Regions from separate parts of the Homo sapiens genome. Here region 1 is linked to region 2. Evidence: read pairs that join two places in POLR2A ChIA-PET (ENCODE). Cell type or tissue: OCI-LY7. All regions are shown on one strand.

Region 1 (5,000 bases), 430 kb after region 2:
GGCCACATTGGTGATACCCTTCTCAAGTTTCCTCAAGTTCTGTGGGTCTTGGATGACTCTTGCTTCAGACACAACAGTAGTGGGAAGGACACTTGATATTTTGGTGTTGGCTAAAACATGGCTATTGTCCCTGTACATGTCAGGTTCATAAGTTCAATCTGCAAAACCACTGATTTAGATGAAGACTATTTCAGCAACTCTAAATAATAGGCAATAATTTGAAGCAGATGGAACAAATAGTAAAATATCCTAATTTCCAGTATTCCAGTACAAACAAGCATCTGATAAGCTTGGTATGCTTATGCTATTTATGAAATCAGTCAGCCTGAAACATTTTTCACTATTTAATACAGCAGGAAATGGAAAACTAGCTGAGCCACTCATTAGGTGTGAGACAGGTCTCTTCCATTTCTTTGAGCCTTGGTTTCCTTATTTGTAAAATGGAAAATAATTAAATCTACCTCACTGGGTTGTTGTGAAGATTAAGTGAGGTAATTATACATACAGGCTTAATACAGTGCGTGGGACTTAACAGAATTTCAATCAATGGTAGCAGTGACTAACACCAACCCCGCTGGGATGTCTGCAAATTAGCAAACAAGAAAGAAGAAAGTATTTGTGGTGCCTTAGCAGATGAGCCTGTCATAATGACATTTTATATTTGTTCTTCATTTTAACTATCAACAAGCTATATGTGCTCATCAAATAAAAACAGCAGACATTTATCAAGCACTCCGTGCAAGGCAGTTACTATGTTACGCATTTAACATGCATCATCTTCATCATTGCTATTTGGGGTAAGTGCTATGTTGATGGTCAAATTAGACAGCCAGAAGCTGAGGGTCAGGGAGGCAAAATAATGTGCTCCAGGCCCCATAGCAATTAAGTGACAGCATCAGGTTTTCGTGTGTTTTTGTTTGTTTGTTTGAGACAGGGTCTCACTGTATTGCCCAGGTTGGTCTCAAACTCCTGGACTCAAGTGATCCTTCCACCTCAGCCTCCTGGGTAGCTGGGATTCCAAGTACGAGCCACCTTGCCCAGCCACATCAGATTCTTAGTGACTTCACCAGGCCCACCTATTATCAGTCGTACCCACAGAGGCAGAGGGGCCTGCATGAGTCATTTCTGGCGCACACTATCAAGGCATCTGCTGGTATCATTCCTCATCCCTAAATGTTGACTGAGCACCTTCCACCCGTCAGGCATTATGTTGGTATGCTTTTTGACTATAATGAGAAAAGATTCATTTTGCTCCCTTTAGTAATGGAAGTAGTGAATGTAAGGGCTCTCAAAAAAAAAAAAAAAAAAAAAGAGGCCATGTGTGGTGGCTCATGCCTGTAACACCACCACTTTGGGAGGCCAATTTGGGAGGATCACTTGAGACCAGGATTTCGAGACCAGCCAGGGAAACAATGTAAAACCCCATCTCTACAAAAAAATACAAAAACTAGCCCAGCCTGATGGCGCACACCTGTAGTACCAGTTACTCATGAGGCTGAGGCAGGAGGATTGCTTGAGCCCAAGAAGTTGAAGCTGTAGTGAGTCCAGATTGCACCACTGCACTCCAGACTGGGCGACAGAGTAAAACCCTGTCTTAAAATAAATAAATAATTAAAAACAGGCTGGGCATGGTGACTCACGCCTGTCATCCCAACACTTTGGGAGGCCGAGGCAGGAGAATCACTTGAAGTCAGGAGTTTGAGACCAGCCTGGCCAACGTGACGGGGGTTTAGTAGAAACCTCGTCTCTACTAAAATTACAAAAATTAGCTGGGTGTGGTGGTGCACACCTGTAATCCCAGCTACTCGGGAGGCTGAGGCAGAAGAATCACTTGAACCTAGGAGGCAAAGGTTGCAGTGAGCCAAGATCACACCACTGCACTCCAGCCTAGGTGACAGAGCAAGACTGTCTCAAAAAATAAACTAAAAAATTTTTTAAAAAAACGAAAAGGAATCTTGGTCACATAGCCATGCCTTATAAAAATTCAGAAAAAACTGAATCCCCAGGCCTCATGGCAAATCAGAATACTGCTCACAGTCATGCCTGGAGGAGCACGAACGTGGTTTGGAAACTGAAATTTCATTCTCCACCTGTGAGTTCTAGAAACTTGCAACAGGAGCTCAATGTTCTATGCTCCTAGGCTGCTGTTAAGACTTAATTACTCTGTCTCTTCCTGTTTCTGCAACCAATTACTCAGTCTCTTGACATGCAGAACTCTCCCAGCAGAAACACTGCAGGGCTCAGTGATCACTGCTATGGGTCCTGGACCAAGGTGATGGGTTAGGCCTATCAAGGCTGTCCTTGGGTGACTGAGCTTCCCTAGACCACTGAGCTATGGTTGGAGGTGAGGGGGATGGGGAGCTGACAGGTGCAGAGCTTGGCCTCTAGACACACCCATCCAGGTGCTGACCAGTTAATCCTGGCTTGATTCAGCTGCACCTTCACAACATGGTGAAACGTTCATAATCAGAAGCAGCACTGCAGTGGCCTCAGATGCCTGTTGTCTCCCCACTTCACTGAACCTGGTATCCAAAGGAAAAGCTTCCTTTTTTTTTTTTTTTGAGACAGAGTCTCGCTCTGTTGCCCAGGCTGGAGTGCAGTGGGGCGATCTCGGCTCACTGCAAGCTCCGCCTCCCGGGTTCACGCCATTCTCCCGCCTCAGCCTCCTGAGTAGCTGGGACTACAGGCGCCCACCACCACGCCCAGCTAATTTTTTGTATTTTTAGTAGAGATGGGGTTTCACCGTGTTAGCTAGGATGGTCTCGATCTCCTGACCTCGTGATCCGCCCGCCTTAGCCTCCCAAAGTGCTGGGATTACAAGCGTGAGCCACCACGCTCGGCCAGGAAAAAGCTTCCTATTGTCCATGGTCCATGCAGTGATGGCGGCTTAAACAGCCTGCAGTGAACGCCCAGCAGTGAGAGCTCCTCACTTTAGTCAAATCTCACCTTCCTGGGGAGGCCGTCGTGTCTACTCAATTTAAAATGCCACTCCCTCTGCTGGTCCCCAAACTTCCTATCTTGTTTCCCTGCTTTATGACTTTTTTTCCTTAACATTTCTCAAGCATTCTACCTATTTTAGTACTTTGTTTTATGATATGTCCTTGTCCTCCAAAATGTAAGTACAAAGCAGGGATTTGCTCTTTTGCCTGTTTTGTTTACCAGTTCCTAGAATTGTGCCTGCACAGAACTGATAATTGATATGAATGGAAGGAGGGGCGGGGAATCCAGTCTGGGTGGAGGTTCCGCCAGCAAAGGCTTCCTGAAGAAAGTGACACAAGCTGAGTCAGCTGAGCTTGAAGCGGAGGATGCATTCCAGGCGCATAGGCCGGGAAAAGAACATGTTCAGGGACCTTAAGCAGAAGGGTGGCTGAGGCCTAGGGTGCTTGTGTGAGAAAAGGGTGGACAGGCAGGCCACAGGCAGAGTGAGGAGGGCCTTGCTGTCTCCTCGGGAGAATGGGAAGTCTAGGCTAGAGGCTGAGGGTAGGGTCGGGCGAGGGTGGCAGAGGGCAGGAGAAGAAAGACCTAAGAGGCTGGGCCAGCGATGAGGACCATTTACAATTGGAAAGGAAGTTCTAGTGATTGAGAGGAGCTATCCTTCATCGAGCACTTCCTATGTGCCAAGTGCTATGCTAAGAGCTTCTAACATATTAGTTCACCAACCTTCACATCCAGCCAGCAACCACTAGGATGCATGAAAATAGGGTGATAAATGAGGGAACCCTCCACAAATCAACCAGTCTGGCTTAGTAAGAAAACTTTTATGCCAGGGGGCCAAGCCACAGTAAGTGATCCTATCTCTATAGCTGACACTCTCTTCCCCCACTGCGTGGCAATCTCACCTCTTCCCTTGTTTTTCAGTACTCCATCATTGTTGCCTCCCATAGAACAAACTAAAAAGGGCGTAAGGGACCCCCAGGTTGCAGGATTGAGGTAGTGGGTCAAGAAGAGCATGAGAGAGAGAGAAAGAGAACGAGAGATTAAAGAAGGGAGTGTAGTGTAGACACTTGTCCTATTAGCTGACAGGAACCTGCTTAGCTATGAGAGGGGTCAGTTTGCTAAGGAAAGACAGGTCTACCAATTCAAGGCACCAACCAGTGTAAAACTTCACTAAAAATAGTGGACTCAGAAAAGGGGAGAATTTTGGCCCCCTTTCTTTGGTGGGGGAAATGTGGTCATTTCTCACTAAAGGACAAAGGCCACAGTTGGATAAAACCGGCTAGAGAGGGGTTGCAGCAGGTGGGGGGATCTTCAAGAGAGCAAACCAGAGGTGTCAGGTGGTTCTTGGGTAGGAATAAGGAGGGGGGCAATGCAGAAATAAGGCCCTCGCCAGAGATGGCTGGCAGAGCGGACTCTTCAGCCAAGAATGTCTCCTGCTGGCAGAGGTCATCAGAGATGCCTGACAGCCTGGTTTCCCTCAACCCTAGTCACAGTTATTTCTTTTTTTTTTTTTTTCTTTTGAGACAGAGTCTCACTCTGTTGCCTAGGCTGGAGTGCAGTGGCGTAATCTTGGCTCACTGCAACCTCCACCTCCCGGGTTCAAATGATTCTCCTGCGTCAGCCTCCTGAGTAGCTGGGAATATAGGTGCCTGCCACCATGCCTAATTTTTGTATTTTTAGTAGAGATGGGGTTTCACCATGTTGGCCAGGCTGGTCTCGAACTCCTGACCTCAAGTGATTCACCCGCCTCAGACTCCCAAAGTGCTGGGATTACAGGCGTGAGCCACCATGCCCGGCTTAGTCACAGTGATTTCTATTTCAACTGAAGGAGTGGGACCAACTGACTCCCAACTTTCTACCATAGCCTTTGGGAGCATTCTTGTGTGAAATTTACCTGAAAAATGAGGACAGAGCAACATATGGAGGTGGTGACACACATACAATGCACACGTAAGCACATCACTGCGATCACTGCTACCAAAGAGAATCCCCAAAGACCAAATCTATCTCATGGTAACAGAAGCCCCAGCGGCTGGCACTGCCTGCCACACCCCCAGAGCTCT
Region 2 (5,000 bases):
CTGGAATTACGCAGTGTGCAGCCTGCTCAGCCACGCCAGGGGTCCTGTCTCCCTACCTCTCCCGGCTCATCTCTTGCTCTCTGGAGCACCTGGAGCAATGGAGGAAGCTGGCTTGGGTCTAAGGTGTTGCCTGGAGCTCAGGGAGCACAAAGACGAGAAAGGCACGCTTATTCCCTTCGGCCAGGAGTGTCCACACCTTCTCTCAGTTGCCCACACTCAGGGCAGCTTCTTGCCCACAAAGCCCCAAGTCCCAGGCTCTGCCATCAGTTTGTCAGAGTGACCCATTTATTCTCATGCATTTGCTTAGCTGCGGCTCTAGGCAAGTTATTCCCCTTCTCTGCTTCCATGTCCTCATCTGCAAAATGGGGATCACAACAGTGCTCCCTCATGGCATTGCTGTGGGGTTAAGGAAGACAAGGCCCTGGCTACTGTTAGCATTTATTTTAAAAATAAAAACAAAAATCAACCAGTGAGCTCTTGCTTGTGTGCCACCCTGTGCTGGATGCTGGGAATACAACCATCAACATCTTGCACCTCTCAAGAGCTTTAGAGCTGGTGGTAAAAGACAGAGGCAGTCTCCCTCCAGGGAGCTCTGAGCATATGCTGGTTCACAGACCACTGTAAGGCCACAGTCGGTGCCCCGCCACCCCCTACACAGGCAGGGCCCTACTGAGATGGCAAAGAGGTGGCTCCCGCCCTCCTCACTCACGTATCCCTGCTCCTGGCGCCGACCCCGCTGCTCCGCCTACACCTCCCTGGCAATCTGGCTGGAATCTGGGCCAAACAGGGCCATCTGGTCCTCTCCATCTCCAGCTGTAGCAAGTGAGGCTGAGCCGGCCCATCTCGGCAGGAAGCTGGTGGCGGCTGCCTTTGCAGGGAGACATCACCGCTGACAAGCTTGTGTTTTCTTTGGCATCTGACCCACTCCGTCTCACAGAGCATCTTCCTGACCTCGAGATGGTTAGCAACATGCGACCATAGGCGTGGCTCCTGCTCCTCCTCTGGGGAAACGGAGACAGCCAGGCAGAGGTGTCTGCCCAGTGGAGGTGGACCTTGGGCAAGCTGCATCTCCCCGGGGGGTGCCCTGGGGCTGAGCTGCTGCCACCTCGCCATGTGACTTGCAGGGTCAGGTTCACTCACAAGGCCTGCCCTCCTATCTCTCTTCCTTCCTTTCCTGCCCAGTGCCCAGCAATGAGGCCTCATCCTCCCACTGCCTCCAAGGCATTGCATGATCTAGTCCCTGCCTGCTCCACACCTGCCTTACCTGGAAATCCCTCCCTGAATCCCTCACTGGTTCAGCCACACTGGCCTCTCATTTCCTAAAACAAAACAAAACAAAAACCGAGCTCTGATCCTCCAGGCCTTTGCACACACTGTTTCCTATGCCCGGAGCCTTCTTTCTTCCCATTCTTGGGCTGGCAAACTCTTCTTCATCCTTTAGGTTTTAGCCAAAATGTCACCTCCTCTGGGAGGCCTTCCCTGATTGCCCTAATCTCCATTGAGCTTCCCCATCTATTCTCTCCACACTACCCTGCATTTCTGCTTTTGTCCTTTACAGCAGCACTTACTTTGTTACCCATGGAGCTACTTGTTCCTGAGGGCATGAAACTATTTGTCAGTGTAGTCCCACAGACATGGGGCACAACAGGAGTATGACTCAGGAATAAAAAGCAATGATTGTGACTTTTGTACAAAATCGAGTGAGGCCAGATGTAGTGGCTCACACCCGTAATCCCAATGCTTTGGGAGGCTGAGGCCGTAGGATCACTTAAGGCCAGGAGTTCGAGGCTGCAGTGAGCTGTGATTGTATCACTGCACTCCAGCCTGGATGACAGAGCAGGATGCTGTCTCTTAAAACAAGAACAAGAACAACAACAACAACAACAAACTTAAAAAAAAATGAGTGAGCAGACACCCTTCCTTGAGCCTCCCTCATCAACACCACCTGACCTGGAGGCTGACCACAGCAGTCCTTCAGCCCCACCCAACACTGTCCCCCTCTGCAGGCTGGATACAGGGGACTCAACATGTCCCTCTGTCCAGGATCCCACTCCTCATTCTCTCTGCCCTGTGCCCTTGCTCTTTCTACAGCCCAGCACTAACTGTGTGCCAGGCATTGTGTTAAGCCCTTCATATCCATCAAGTCAATTAGTCCTCATAATCCAGTTACGAGGATAAGTAACCTGCTGTTATTAAATAGCTCCCTGCGATTATTGCTCCAGTTTACAGATGGGAAAACTGAGGCTCAGATTTGCATACATGAAATGATTTGCCCAAAGACACCTGGCTGGGAATGGTAGAGCTGGGATTTTCACCCAGGCCCAGCCAGCTCCGAAGAGTGAACCCTTAACCACTTTGCTAAAATGGTACCAAACAAGGACCCAGGGAAGGAAGCATATACAGCGGAGAGAAGAACAGGATGGACACAGATGTTATCATGAAGAGAGCCCACAGGGATGGCAAAAAGCTAAGAGAAAGGTCAAGAACATTGCCAATAAAGGTCAGTGTTCCAGAACATCATGTGATAGAGAAGACAGTTGCCAACAGGCATTGCTGCAGCCTTTGTGGTTACTATATTTGCAAATGAAGTCACTGAGGCACAGAAGTGAACACTGAGCCTGAGGTCCAGCGCCACCTCTGTCGGTCTCCCTGCTGCATCTCCATTGTAGGTAGACCCCAGCCTGCCCCTGCTTCCAAGCACCCTGGTGGCCTGCCTGATGTCGCCACATCCCGCCCACTGGGTTGCACCTCCTGCATGAACAGCCCAGTCCGCACTGACTTATTTCCCCCTCTTCAAGGTGCTGTCAGGACTGCTGTGTGCCCAGCCCTCTGCTCTGATAACGCCAAAGGGCCAGCACTCTCAGAGCAGCCCCTCTGCTCTCCTCCCAAGTCAAAGCTGTCCTGTGCCCCCAAGGCACTGCGCTTCCAAAAATCACCCCACTGAGCAATTGAAACCTTTCCACCCACCACTGCTCCTCCCTGGAGCAGAAATAGCCAGAAATAGCTGCTCCCAGGGAAGCCCGGCTGCCTGGAGCTGAGGGTGGAGACTCAGTCAAGTTGCATGGTGGTTTCTGCAGTGGCTGGTGCAGCCCGCCCCTCTGCCAGGCAGCTCCCCCGGGATCCTGGGTGATGACTCACCCTGGTGGACCAGAAAGACACGGGCTTCCCTCAAAGTCACATCCCCAGGACCAAGCCTCAGGTCCCAGGAGCCAGCCCCTTGCTCTTCCCCAGATAGAAAGTATCACTCTTGGCCCATTCAAGAAGAGGAGGGGTTGGACAACCGTGTGAAGACGCGTGGAAATCAGAGCCCTCGGGCCCTGCTGGTGGGAACGTAAGATGGCACAGCACTGTGGAAAACAGACTGACAGGTCCTTAAAAAGTTAAACAGCATTACCATCTGACCCAGCAATTCTACTCCTAGGTATATATTTAAGAGGAATGAACATATATGTCCACACAGAACTTTGCATATGAATGTTTTTATAGCATTAGTCGCGATATCTCTAAAGTAATACCCAAATTTCCATCAACTAATGAATAGATAAACAAAATTCCATACAATGGAATAGTATTTTTTTCTTTTTGAGACAAGGTCCCTCTCTCACCCAGGCTGGAGTACAGTGGTGTGATCAAGCTCACTGCAGCCTCAACCTCCAGGGCTCAAGCAATCCTCCCACCTCAGCCTCCTAAGTAGCTGGGAGTACAGGTGCGCACCACCATGCCCAGCTAATTTTTTTTGTATTTTTGTAGAGATGGCATTTTGCCATGTTGTCCAGGCTGGTCTCGAACTCCTCAGCTCAAGTGATCCTCCTGCCTCAGCCTCCCAAAGGGCTGGGATTACAAGCGTGAGCCACCACACCCAGCCCTGCCTGTCTTTCTCTGTCTTCACTTCACCTGGTTAATTCTTACTTAGATTCCAAGTCCCAGCTTCAATGTCATTTATTCTGCAAAGCCTCTTGCAGGTCTCCCAGGCTGGGCCAGGCACCCTTCTCATATGACTGCTGTGCCTCCCAAACTCCAAAAAGACTTAACACTATTTTATAGTTATGTATGGATTTGTCTGTGTCTTTACGACACTAAAGTTCTGGAGGGATAGGGTGAGTAGGACCATCTTTTGGCTACCGTGCTGCTCCTGTGATGTAGTTCAGGCCCCCAGTCAATTTCTGATGACCGCAGAAGTGAATGGAGCTTACCTGGCCTCTACCCAAGCCTCAGAACCAGCCAGAACATCTGTTCTTGAGCTACTCTATGCTTCTTCCTTTGGACAAGAGCATTCCCAGGCTGGGCCACAGACTTTTCCTTGTCAGAGAGAATCTTCACCCTTTGGCTTGAACAAAGAGGCCAGTTCCTCTCCTAGCATCTCTGACACCCTTAGCACCACCAGGACAAGATGGCCAAGGGGACCCCAGACACGTAGCTATAAACCTGCTCCCTTCTAGAACCTCTGTGCCCAGGACATATGTCTCTGCTAGACAGAAGGGGTTGACAGAGATTCACATCAGCTACCCAGATGCCTCTGCACATGTAACTTACATCTGGCATTGGGTGTATGCAGGAAAAGTGACAGCACACCCTTTAGGATATAAGCTCTATGCGGGCAACTCGTGTCTGTCTTCTTATGTGGGGCATGCAGCTCCTAGAGAAAGCACTCAACAAATATTTGTTGACTGAATGAACAAATTAAAAATATTTTTTTAAATTCTAAGAATAAAAAACTAAAGATACCCAGAAAACTGATGTACAAAGTAGGCCTGCAGTTAATCTTTTTCAATATGTATAGTCTTTCTGACACATGGAGGTTGGGGTGAGGTGGGGAATCACTTCCTAATGTGTGAGGGGACATTTGTGTATTCGATTTCCTCAAAGGGAGGGAGAACTGCATTTAACTCAGCTACCGTGAAGATGATATGGGCCTGTAAGATTTCTCCACCAAAGCTGCAAAGACTGTGTGCCTTGGACCCTTCCCTCTCTCTTCTTCTCCCTTCCTTCCCCTTCTCTTA

What was found. Peaks named below come from ENCODE experiments on the same cell type or tissue, not always from the same donor. Only the 100,000 strongest peaks of a DNase experiment are listed, where the experiment ranks them.
Region 1: POLR2A ChIA-PET joins it to region 2 with 8 read pairs; 1 of 35 experiments calls an interaction of 5 or more read pairs at or near these places.

The regions. Positions count from the first base shown.
Region 1 is chr20:38,451,387-38,456,386 of GRCh38, reverse strand. No RefSeq gene overlaps it. Among named protein-coding and RNA genes, the nearest start is that of SNORA60, 4.5 kb to the right of the region's middle. In OCI-LY7, no CTCF peak of the experiment used is centred here; a DNase peak (open chromatin) is centred at 2,136; H3K4me3 peaks cover 312 bases; H3K27ac peaks cover 2,647 bases.
Region 2 is chr20:38,879,250-38,884,249 of GRCh38, reverse strand. The region is part of intron 2 of PPP1R16B (protein phosphatase 1 regulatory subunit 16B); the gene reads right to left. Among named protein-coding and RNA genes, the nearest start is that of FAM83D, 45 kb to the left of the region's middle. In OCI-LY7, CTCF peaks have their summits at 265, 465 and 2,627; DNase peaks (open chromatin) are centred at 539, 869 and 2,619; H3K4me3 peaks cover 2,895 bases; H3K27ac peaks cover 5,000 bases.